2 separate regions of the Homo sapiens genome follow, and region 2 is linked to region 1. Evidence: read pairs that join two places in POLR2A ChIA-PET (ENCODE). Cell type or tissue: Caco-2. All regions are shown on one strand. Each heading gives the region's core, and the rest is flanking DNA. Links, peaks and the distances in the headings are about the cores only. Region 1 has its middle 23 kb from the start of RBFOX2. Region 2 overlaps RBFOX2 (RNA binding fox-1 homolog 2).

Evidence for each region. ChIA-PET counts read pairs that join two places held together with the same protein. Peaks named below come from ENCODE experiments on the same cell type or tissue, not always from the same donor. Only the 100,000 strongest peaks of a DNase experiment are listed, where the experiment ranks them.
Region 2: POLR2A ChIA-PET joins it to region 1 with 5 read pairs; 2 of 35 experiments call an interaction of 5 or more read pairs at or near these places.

What each region holds. Positions count from the first base shown.
Region 1 is chr22:36,049,001-36,055,326 of GRCh38, reverse strand. No RefSeq gene overlaps it. Among named protein-coding and RNA genes, the nearest start is that of RBFOX2, 23 kb to the right of the region's middle. RefSeq lists an enhancer at 2,102-3,301. In Caco-2, for the core only: no CTCF peak of the experiment used is centred there; a DNase peak (open chromatin) is centred at 2,526.
Region 2 is chr22:35,811,823-35,818,148 of GRCh38, reverse strand. The region is part of intron 2 of RBFOX2 (RNA binding fox-1 homolog 2); the gene reads left to right. Among named protein-coding and RNA genes, the nearest start is that of APOL5, 97 kb to the right of the region's middle. In Caco-2, for the core only: no CTCF peak of the experiment used is centred there; no DNase peak of the experiment used is centred there.

The DNA.
Region 1 (6,326 bases), core at 918-4,917:
TGAAGAAAAACCTTGAACATGGAAGAGAGAAACCAAAACAGACAGGACCAGACAGGATCAAAGCAACCAGGAAGAAACAGACACCATGGATCTGGTATGGTGTCTCACGCCTGTAATTCCAGCACTTTGGGAGGCTGAGGCGGGTAGATCACCTGAGGTCAGGAGTTCGAGACCAGCTTGGCCAACATGGTGAAACCTCTATCTCTACTAAACATACAAAAATTAGCCAGGCTTGGTGGTGTGTGCCTGTAATCCCAGCTACTTGGGAGGCTGCAGCAGGAGAATCGCTTGAACCCGGGAGGTGGAGGTTGCAGTGAGCTGAGATTGCACCACTGCACTCCAGTCTGGGTAACAGTGAAACTCTGTCTCAAAAAACAAAAAAGAAACAGACACCAAACACCATGCATGGAGTTAAAAAAAAAAATCATTTTGTCTTTAGAGAGATAAAAGATTATTGCATCCCACAACTGAAACAAAAACAGGGTTCCGTTTGGTAACATTCAAAGATTTAGAAAGAGCTTTAGAAATTAAAGATAGGATTGTTGACGCTTTAAAAAATCAATAAAAGGGTTGGAAGATCAAGTTGAGGAACCACTGAAGAAATTAGAGCAAGGGCCGGGTGCGGTGGCTCATACCTGTAATCCCAGCACTATGGGAGGCCGAGGCAAGAGGGTCACTTGAGCTCAGGAGTTCAAGACCAACTTGGGCAACATAAAAAAAGCCCTCTCTCTGGCCAGGCGCAGTGGCTCACACCTGTAATTCCATCACTTTGGGAGGCTGAGGCAGGCAGATCAGCAGATAGAGACCATCCTGGCTAACATGGTGAAACCGCGTCTCTACTAAAAATACAAAAAAACTAGCCAGGCATGGTGGCGGGCGCCTGTAGTCCCAGCTACTAGGGAGGCTGAGGCAGGAGAATGGCGTGAACCTGGGAGGTGGAGCTTGCAGTGAGCTGAGATCACGCCACTGCACTCCAGCCTGGGTGACAGAGCGAGACTCCGTGTCAAAAAACAAACAAACAAAAACCAAAAACAAACAAAACAGAAAAAAAAAAAGCCCTGTCTCTAAAAAAATAATAATAATTTTAAGTTAGCCAAGCATGGTGGCATGTACCTGCAGTCCTGGCTACTTGGGAAACTGAGATAGGAGGATCGCTTGAGCCCGGGAGTTCGGGGCTGCAGGGAGATGATCTCACCACTGCACTCCAGCCTGGGTGACAGAGCAAAAAAACAAAAGAAAGAAGAGAAATTAGAGCAACAAAGACAAAGAGACTGAAAATAGGAAAGAAGGCAGGTGCGGTGGCTCACACCTATAATCCCAACACCTTGGGAGGCCAAGGTGGGAGGATGACTTGAGTGGAGGAGTTCAAGACTAGCCTGGGCAACATAGTGAGATCCTGTCTCTGAAAAGAAAAGAAAATAAATGAAAATAAAAGGTGGAGGGGAGGGAAGGGCAGGGAAGGGCAGGTCAAGGAAGGGAAGGAAAGGGAAGGGAAGGGAGAAGGGAAGGGAGGAGGGAAGGGGGAAGGGAGAAGGGAAGGGAGGAGGGAAGGGGGAAGGGAGAAGGGAAGGGAGAAGGGAAAGGAGAAGGGAAGGGAGAAGGGAAGGGAGAAGGGACAGGAAGGGAAAAGGGAGAAGGGAAGGCAGAAGGGATGGGAAGGGAAAGGAAGGGAGAAGGGAAGGGAGAAAGGAAGGGAGAAGGGATGGGAAGGGAGAAGGGAGAAGGGAAGGGAGAAGGGATGGGAAGGGAGAAGGGAGAAGAGATGGGAAGGGAAGGGAGAAGGGATGGGAAGGGAGAAGCAGGGAAGGGAAGGGGGAAGGGAGAAGGGAAGGGAAGGGAAGGCAAGGGGGAAGGGAAGGGAGAAGGGAAGGGAAGGGAAGGGAAGAGAAGAGAAGAGAAGGGAAGGGAAGAGAAAGGAAGGGAATCCAGTCTGGGAGATCCAACATCAGAATAACAGGGGTTCTAGAAGAGAACAGAGAGAATGGGGAGGAAATCATTAATGATCAACTCAAGAAATTTTGCAGAATGCATATTTCTACACTGAAGAACCCTCACAAGTGCTGAGCAAGATGGATGAAAATAGACCCAAGTTAAGGTACGTTGCTGTGAAATTTCAGAATCCTGAGAGGAAAAAGGAAGATTCTATAAGCTTCCAGAGAGGGAAACACAGAATCAGAATAGCTTCAGTATTCCCATAGCAACACTGAGGGCTAGACGATGACCCAATGCTGTCAAAGGTTGGAATGAAAACGATCTGTAATCTGTAATGTAAAATTCTATTATCAGTGCAGGTATTAACCAGGTATGAATATTTGAAATGTTTAGACATAAAAATTTCCAAACATCTAAGATCTCAAAATACTTTCCCACGCAGGCTTTCTTGGCAAGCTACAGGAGGAGAAGCTCCATTGAAACAAAGAGTACAGATTAGGGAATGAGAAGATGTGGGTTCAGTAAGCCAGAGGTCTACTACATGAGAGAGTGACAGTCATACCCCAGACAGTGTGGAGGGAGGGCAACCAGTCCAACCAGTCCCCAGGAAGTCCTGTGACTCAGCAGATAGGCAGACATGTTTGGGTGTTACCACCAAGATCCTAGCTTGAGTTCAAGGAAGAAAATGCTGAGAGACGTGGAGTTTTAACTGTTGTCTAGGGCTGACTTGCCTTGACCAGGTGCTAGAAGAGTTTCTATTCTCCCTGCAGGCGTTTCAGCTTGGTGTTAGTGTTCAGCTTTGGCCCGCTCCAGAGACCTGAAGATAGACCAATGAGCGGAGAAGCGAAACAAACAAACAAACCAAAAAATGGAGCAGGCTCCTCTCCTTGAATGTTTTTCTGCCAGACTGCAGTTCACAGCTCACCCTACAGCTCTTTCAGAGGCCCCCATATCCACGGACTTCCCTGGAAGCCCCTCTTGCAGACAGCTGGAGCCAGACCGTGGATCCACACTTTCGGCCCATTTTCTCCTAGGAAACCTTACCTAGTAGTAGCAATATTGCCTTTTACTTACCATGTTTTGAGCTTGCTTCTTCGTTTTCCAAAACCAAACAAGATATGGATACACATAGATAGTAAAACTGCACAGGAGTGCAAGGGAATGTTTAACTAAAAAATCAGAATAGAGCCCTGGTTCAGTGACTCACACCTGTAATCCCAGCACTCTGGGAGGCTGAGACTGGAGGATCACTTGAGGCCAGGAGTTCAAGACCAGCCTGGGCAATATAGTGAGACCCTTTCTCTACAAAAATATAAATAAATTTTTTCTTTTTTTTTTTGAGACAGTCTTGCTCTGTCACCCAGGCTGGAGTGCAGTGGCATGATCTTGGCTCACTGCAACCTCTGCCTCACAGGTTCATGCAACTCTCCTGCCTCAGCCTCCCAAGTAGCTGGGACTACAGGCACCCACCACCACACCTGGATAATTTTTGTATTTTTTGTTTGTTTGTTTGTTTGTTTGAAACGGAGTTTCGCTCTTGTTGCCCAGGCTGGAGTGCAACGGCACGATCTCGGCTCACTGCAATCTCCGCCTCCCGGATTTACACGATTCTCGTGCCTCAGCCTCCCGAGTAGCTGGGATTATAGGCACCCACCATCATGCCCACTAATTTTTGTATGTTTAATAGAGACGAGGTTTCACAATGTTGGCCAGGCTGGTCTTCTACTCCTGACCTCAGGTGATCTGCCTGCCTTGGCCTCAAAAAGTGCTGGGACTACAGGCATGAGCCACCGCACCCCAGCCAATGAACTAATTTTTAAAATCTGAATAGAGGTTACCCTTGTAGGACTAGAAAGTGATGTTATCTTGGAGGGCCTATGGTAGAATTTTTAAGTGCTAGAAATATTTTTATTTTAATTTTTTTTTAATTTTTGTATGGAGATAGGGTCTTTGGGAGGCTGAGGCAGGAGAATCGCTTGAGCCCTGGAGGCAGAGGTTACAATGAAGGGAGACTGTGCCACTGCACTCCAGCCTGGGTGACAGAGCGAGACTCTGTCTCAAACAAAAAAAAAAAAAGAGAGAGAGAGAGAGACAGGGTTTCCTTATGTTGTCCAAGCTGTTCTTGAACTCCTGATCTCAAGCAGTCCTCCTGCCTCACCCTCCCCCAAATACTGGGATTACAGGCATGAGCCACTGCACCCCTTTTATTTCTTATTTATTTATTTTTATGCTTTAATTTATAGAGATGGGGTCTTGCTTTGTTGCCCAGGCTGGTCTTGACTTCCTGGCCTATCAATTCTTATATATTTATGATTCAATTCACAATAAAAACCTTTAAATCTAGGAAAAATTAGGGGATTTTAAGTGACAACTCAGAGATCAGATTTTTTTTTTTTTTTTTTTTTTTTTTGAGAATGAGTTTCACTCTTGTTGTCCAGGCTGGAGTGCAATGGCACTATCTTGGCTCACTGCAACCTCTGCCTCCTGGGTTCAAGCAATTCTCCTGCCTCAGCCTCCTGAGTAGCTGGGATTACAGGCACCCACCACCACGCCCAGCTAATTTTTGAATTTTTAGTAGAGACAGGGTTTCACCATGTTGGCCAGGCTGGTCTTGAATTCCTGACCTCAGGTGATCCGCCTGCCACGGCCTCCCAAAGTACTGGGATTACAGGTGTGAGCCACCATGCCCAGCCAGATATTTGATTTATAGGTTTATTTCTCCTATCACTCTGTTTAATGCTGGTAGCTACCCGTCCCCCATCACTCACACCCATCCCAGGCCCTTTCAATTCCTCTTACTCTGCTCTATTTTTTTTTTAATAGTTCTTATTAGCTTCTTCTATCCTCTAGAATAGTGGATCTCAACATTTTTGGTTCAAAAATTTTGATGTTAAATATTATTGAAGACTTCAAATAACTTGTTATAATGGGTTATATCTGTTGATATTTACCATATTTGAAATTAAAACAGAGAAAATTTCAAAAAACAGAATGACAAGCACACGTTCTTTTTTTTTTTTTTTTTTTTTTTTTTTTTGAGCCAGCATCTCACTCTGTTGCCCAGGTTGGAGTGCACTGGGGCGATCTGAGCTTACTGCAACCTCTGCCCGCTGGGTTCAAACAATTCCCCTGCCTCAGCCTCTGGAGTAGCTGGGACTACAGGCCCACGCCACCATGCCTGGCTAATTTTTGTAATTTTAGTAGAGACGGGGTTTCACCATGTTGGCCATGCTGGTCTCGAACTCCTGACCTCAGGTGATCTGCCTGCCTTGGCCTCCCAAAGTGCTGGAATTACAGGTGTGAGCCCCCGCACCTGGCCAGGCACACGTTCTATAAGCTGCTGAACATCATGTCACCTCTGGAAAGCTTCATTGTGCACTCAGGAGAGAATTAGAGTGAAAAAGGTAAATAACAATCGGCTTTTTTTCTTTTTACCTTGAGGATCCCCTGAAAGGGTCTTAGGGATCCCCAGGGACACCCAGATAACACTGAGAAACATTGTTTAGGACAATACCCAGCACATAGTGGGCACTGCTCAACACACACATACTTAGTGTCTGTTACACTGAAAGCCTTTTGCTAGGTGCTATTGGCGATACAAAAATAGGACAGAGTCAATCCCTCCTCTTGACTCACATGCCTCAGATTTCCTCACTGGGATTCTGGTAGTAGAATATTTGTATTCAACCCAATTCTCTGTTTCTAGAGAAGCCCTTTCAGGGTAGCAGTCCTGGTGTTAGTCCAAGAAGAGTCTATAGCCAGCCCACGCTGTCAACCAGTCTGGAGGCTGATAACGTACTCGGGCATTCCTTTCAAGACTAGTCGCTGTCTTGGAAATGGTGAAAGATGAACACGTATGGCTCCCATCTGAGCAGAGCCAAAGAAAGCAGTGGATGGAAGAGAGATGACCTCCCCAGAATGTGTCCTTGGGTAGGTCACTTTCCCAATCAGTTTCCTCCTCTGCTAATTGGGGTCGCACAAGTAGAGTCTAGTCCACAAGTGACAGCTGAGAGTGTTTCCACTGTTACCATTCTACAGTTCTATTAATGTCTGTGCAACTTATCTGGAGTCTAAGCGCTTAGTCATGAGTCTTCCATCTGATTAGTGTATGAACCCAGCTGAGCCACCTGTGGAAATGAGCCTGTTTCAGAGACATTTGATCTCCTTCCCAGAAAGCCCCAGGGCCACCGGAGACATTCCAGGTAGTGAGGCAATAAAAAAAAAAAAAAAAAAAAAAAGTAAAAAAACTCATCACCTGATGTAAAAAAGAAAACTAAGCCCACCTTCCATTTCATCTGGAATCCAATCTTGGCTAAGCCAAATGATGAAGTCATAGACGGACTCCAGCGAGAAGAGCTGATCTGATTCATTCCCATTTGTTTGGTTTATTCATT
Region 2 (6,326 bases), core at 1,146-5,145, 240 kb after region 1:
ATTACAGGGTTTGTTGCTTTTCACCTAATAGACTATAGGTTTGAATGACTTTGTTCTGAAATATTTATTTTCCTGTTTAAATATTCATTGCTGTGAGATTTCAAAACTCAGCCTCAAGGGAAAGACCGGACTGGCTTTTCCCTCTGAGTAATTCAGAAGAGGGGTGTGTGTGTGTGTGTGTGTGTGTGTGTGTGTGTGTTGACAAGTGATTTGGAGGCAAGTTTACAATATTCTTGTTGGCCAAGCCTGTAACTGCCCTTAAATTTACATATACCAGCTTGTGTCATTTATTGGTATTCTAAGCAAGGATTTATATTGTATTGCCTGGTTTTTTAAAAATTTATTTTATTAATTGTCTGTTTATAAGAGCTCAAGATTGTACTGGTCGTGTTCCTGAATTCCAACGCCCCCTTACATGACTGCAGCACACTCATCTTTTGGTCCTGATTCTTTAGTTATACCCACGCTAAAAGAAGGATCCATTGTGAGGCCTACATTTCAGTAGATTTGCACTTTAGAAAACAACTAGTGTTTATTCTCTTAGCTGCAGGTTCCATATAAGAAGGTAACCCTCTACTTTTAGGAAACTTACATTTATAGCCACTGTTGCCTTCCTCTCATCATCTATGCTCTCTTTTTATTTATTTATTTATTTATTTATTTATTTATTTTGAGACAAAGTCTTACTCTGTTGTCCAGGCTGGAGTGCAGTGGCGCGATCTTGGCTCACTGCAACCTCTGCCTCCGATGTTCAAGTGATTCTCGTGCTTCAGCCTCCCAGGTAGCTGGGATTACAGACGTGCACCATCACACCTGGCTGTTTTTGTATTTTTAGTAGAGATGGAGTTTCACCACGTTGGCCAGGCTGGTCTTGAACTCCTGACCTCATGTGATCTGCATGCCTCAGCCTCCCAAGGTGCTGGAATTACCTTGGGAGCCATGGGGCCTAGCCTCTATGCCCTCTTTAATCTCTTAACTGACTCTGTTCTTCTAAAGGTGTAGATGCTTCAGGACATGTCCTGGAGGCATGCTGTAACCATAATTCTCTCCCATTTTGCCAGCCAAAGCCTCTAAGTCAGTGTTTCTCAGAATGTGGGACCCAAACCATCTACACCAGTAAGTACCAGGGTCCTGTTCCAACCCACTGAATCCTAATCTATGGGGAAAGGATCTTGACATGTGCATTTTTAAATATGTTCCCTGAATGGGTGTTATACGCAATAAAATATGGTCATCTTTGCTTTCAAAGAACAAGGTAAAAGATGAGTTGGTAGGTGTGAGGAGCTGGGTTGTATGGAAGTAGTTTCTTACTGCATCTTACTGTTGAGACTGAAGCAGGAATGGGTGTGTCTGAACTCCTTACCCGAAATTAGACATTTTTTTCTTAAACTAATACTTCAATGGCGATTGGTTTTTATTACAGTAATCCTTATTATATAATCATTGAATCTGTTTCCATGAGCTTCCTTGGGATCTTGGCCATTCAGTAAGTTCCAGACAACCAAGTGAAAAGCGAACTCTTAGAATTCAACCTGAAGGTAAATATTTGGAGACTACATGGAGATTTCATTGTATAGATTTTTCCTCTCAACATCACATTTACCTACAAGTTGCCTAACATCTTATGGCTCTGAGTGTAGTTCAGATGTATTGTAAAAGAGAAAATGTATTACTTTTACCTAACTTACCAGAAATGTATTCAGGATTATTAGACACTTAACACTTTTGTCTGCTCTGGGTGCTCAAAATTGTGAAACTTTCTTGAGGTGAGAAAAGCAAAACAATTCTACCCTACAGCTCTCCTCTAGGTTATGGTAGTTTAAAAAAAAAGTTAAGAACAGTTCAATAGCTTGGTTGTCTTTAGACTTAAAAACAAAACAAAACAAAACAAAAAACGAGAATATTTTAGATACTGAAGGAAGGAGATTTGGGATTTAAGTATTTGTGTAAGTTAAGAATCTAGAGTAATTTTGCTTTAAGTCTTGCAAATGAGCATTGTTTTGTCTTTGTATGTGTTTATCTGATTTATTTATCTGGATTTTCCTGGTCTGTTCTTCTACAGAGTTAATTTTTTTAAAAAAACGGATCCTAGATGATTTTAAATCCAGTGTTGTCTTCTTATCTTTCTGAGAGAACAGTTATATAGCTGTTATTTTCCTCTTGTCACAGACAGCTGGGCAGAAGCCACTGCTTTTAGTACCAGATCTGAGAATGACAGGCCTTTGCCTAGGTACTCTTTTTTTTTAAACAAAGGCAAATAGAGTTTGAAATCTGAGCCCATCTAAGCAAATCCCAAGGGATCAAAATGATATAATTTGTAAAAATACTTAAAAGTAAAAACATTTTATTTGTATTATAATCCTAGAAAATTAATTTCCATTTATAAATAGCACTAGAAAAACTATTAGTGACATTGTCAGTGGTAATAAACTGGTGAGAATATGCTCTACCAAAATAATGAAGTGATTCTTTTATGATGGTGTGAATAAAATTAATATTGATCTGTTTGTGTGCATGATCCATTCTGACCATATATGTGGTATGGGAATTGAGAAGCTTTTAGGATTTGCAGCCTGTTGATTAGAAGCAATACAATAGCAGTTTATGTATATAAGTGGGACTCAAGGTGACCAAACTGAGAAAATTAGAATGAAGTTGAGGAATAAATGAGAAGATATAAACAAAAATACACCCTTCTCTCTCAAAGATTACATAGACTTTAGTTATCCTAGAAATATGAAGACAATTATATTTTGGGTCATTTCTGTGTTCTCTTACAGTACTGTGCATAGGTTTTAAATAATATTCAGAATAATTCAGTAGGAACAGAAAATATGCTAAAGAATCAGTAACAAAACAGTTTCACCTGCTCTCTCAATTAATTTTCACACCCACCTCTGAAGTAAACAACCCATCTGGTAAGTGGTATAATTGGAATTTAAACTCAAGTCTGACTTTTAGGTTCATGCTTTCTTCTGTTTTACTACATTCCATGTAAACTGGGGAGAAGGCACATGGTTGGACCTAGAAAAAACACTGAAAGTCACCTGTCGGTAGGTGATGATTGAACCTCTGAGATTGCTGTGGGTAAGGCAATAGACTGTTGAATGGGTTCCTGTTTGACGACTGTAATACTATAGTTGTCTGTCCATAGCCACGGGTTCTGCATCTGTGGATTCAAGTAGCTGCGGATTGAAAAATTAGGGTGGGAAATTGGATGACTGTGTCTGTACTAAACATGTACAGACATTGTTTCTTTTTAGGAGACAGGGTCTCCCATTGCCCAGGTTGGTCTCAAACTCCTGAGCTCAAGAGATCCTCCCTCCTTGGCCTCCCAAAGCATTAGGATTACAGCTGTGAGCCACTGGCCTGACCAGACTCTTTTTTCTTGACACTTTTTTCTTTTCTTTTCTTTTTTTTTTTTTTTTTTTTTTTTTTGAGACAGGGTTCCACTCTGTCGCCCAGGCTGGAATGCAGTGCCATAATCATAGCTCGCCACAGCCTCTATCTCCCAAGCTCAAGTGATCCTCTTGTCTCAGCCTCCTGAGCAACTGGGACTACAGGCACATGCTACCATGCCCAGCTAATTTTTAAAAATTTTTTGTGGAGACAGGATCCCACTATGTTGCCTAGGTTGGTCTCAAACTCCTGGGCTCAAGTGATCCTCCCTCCTCAGCCTCCCAAAGATCTGGAATTACAGGCATGAGCCACCATGCAGGGCCTTGTCATTATTTTCTAAACACTACAGCATAACAACTATTTACATAACATTTACATTGTACTAGGTATTATAAGTAATATAGAGATGATTTAAAGTACACAAGAGGATGTGTGTAAGTAGGTTATATGCAAATACTATGCCATTTTATATAAAGGGCTTGAGTATCCAAGGATTTTGGCATCTGTGGTGGGCGGGGGCTGGGAGGTTCCTGGAACCAATTACCTGCAGATATGAAGGGACAACTGTATGTTTGAATTCAGAATGAAAACATTTAGCATATTTCACATTGTACACCAAAAGGCTGTATATAATATGTATCGCCTCTGTTACTATCTGTGGTTTAAAAGAGAAAGACATCATTCTCAACTCAGAAATTAATAGTTACATTTGATTTTCACTCACAGCTGGTCAACAACTCTTAAAGCCTGTGTTTGTAAGACAGAAGGAAATTAAGTGCATAAAGCACAAGCATGTAAATGTTGATTCTTTGCTTTCCTAATGCTTCCCCACTTCTACTTTCCCATCCCTGCACTCCAGTTTGATATCAACCCAAGATACCAACACTTGTTTCACTCTGTGTTATCCCTTGTTATGCTCTCTAGCCCAACAAAGCAGTTTGCTGTAATGTGCACACACCTGACTTTCTATCTCAGTCTTCCTCTATTTCATAAATGTTTAACACTTCATATTTATTATGTACGATGTGGGATTCTACATTGTACAGGACTGTCTCCACCCATCATAATGAGCCTTTTAATCTAATAGGGGAGTTAAAATACATATTTACGTTTGCTAAGTATGAGGCTTTAGATTTCAATGTCTTATAGGGGATGCAAGCTAAATGTTATAAGAATATAGGAAAGGAAGGAATTACTTTTAACTGGAAACAGAAGAAAGTTTATAAATTGCTAGGTTAGGGAAAAGAGCTATTCTGTCTAGCCTTGTGGACTAAAGAGAAAGCTAGTAATTTCTTTTCTCAGATGAGATATACTTAAGCAGCTTAGCCTCTGGTAATAGAAACAAAACATTTTTATATAAGTATAGAGGTAAATTCATACCTAGAAATACTCATGTGAACTGTTATCTCATAGTTTGCTGAAGGCTGTTGTACTTCTCTTCTGAGCATAGAACTTTGGAATATGGCCTGGAAATTTAATACAAATCTGAAACCATTTGACATTTTTAATAATGTATACTTGGGGAAATATTCAGACATTGCATGCTATATGAGAGAAAATGTTAAATCACTCCTATCCCAATTTCATTCCCTTAATATATAAACAATTGTTGTTACATTTTTAACAAAAATTTTAAAAGAAATTTCTGTAAGTAACAAAATAATCCACTAAGAATTTCTTCTTGACCTCTTAAGGGAGGTACATAACCCCTCTAGGAAAACAGAGCCTCTGCCTGGCTTGCATTTCTGTAAAACGCCTAGTGCCTAGGCTACAAGTGGATTGCAGGAAATGTTTTTACCTTTCTCCCCATCTCCCACTGCTAATTGATGTGTTTATTCAGTTATCTGAGTCAGCCCTGTTGAGAATAACGCTGTGAGAGAATTCATACTGTGTACTTGTGTGCCAGAGTCTCATTCCCAGCAGGCTGGGGTGGAGAATGGAGGCTGGAGTAAAACGAGGAGGCTGAAAGGAGCAGTGTCAGAGCAGGAGAAAGTCGCCTTGGCCTTGTTAATCCTAACTTGAAAACTCTATCTTTTAGCTTTTACCAATTATTTAGTAGAACTTTCTTATGGATTCCTGTGAGATTATATTTATGCCTGATGTGGGCATAAGACCTTTGGTGCTCTTATTGTGTTTCATTCACCAGTCCACCTGAATTCCAATTCAATTCTTTTTCATGTCTGTCTTCAGGCCAGTAGATTCAGCGAGGGCTTCTGAAGCAGTATGTTTCATATGGCTAGAGAGAGACAGAGAGATAGAGCATTGAATAATTTGAAGGGGAAGGGAGATAACTATTTTATATCTCTCGTCAGATGCCCAGAATAGCTATAAAGACATCATAAAAACTATCCTAACCTAGAAATAACGTAAAGAAGTTATATGGTGATGGGTGACGAAGATAGACTTTTTCCAAAAAAATTTAAAGTTTTCATAACATATTTTCTAAGAACTAAAGAGAGGGGTTTTTTTTTTTTTCTATCTTTTGAGATGGAGTCTCACTCACTCTGTTGCCCGGGCTAGAGTTTAATGGCAGCGATGTCAGTTCACTGCAATGTCCTCCTCCTGAGTTCAAGCGATTCTCCTGCCTCAGCTTCCAAGATATCTGAGATTAAAGGCATTTGGCACCATGCTTGGCTAATTTTTGTATTTTTAATAGGGATGGAGTTTCACCATGTTGGCCAGGCTGGTATTGAACTCCTGACCTCAAGTGATCTGCCCGCCTCAGCCTCACAAGGTGCTGGGATTACAGAAGTGAGCCACCACACCCAGCCTTTTTTTTTTTTTTTTTTCCCTTAAGAGACGTGGTCTTTCTGTTGCCCAGGCTAGGGTGATGCAATCATGGCTCACTGCAGCCTCCAGCTCCTGGGCTCAAGCAGTCCTCCTTTCTCAGCCTCACAAGTAGCTGGGACTACACATACCACCATGCC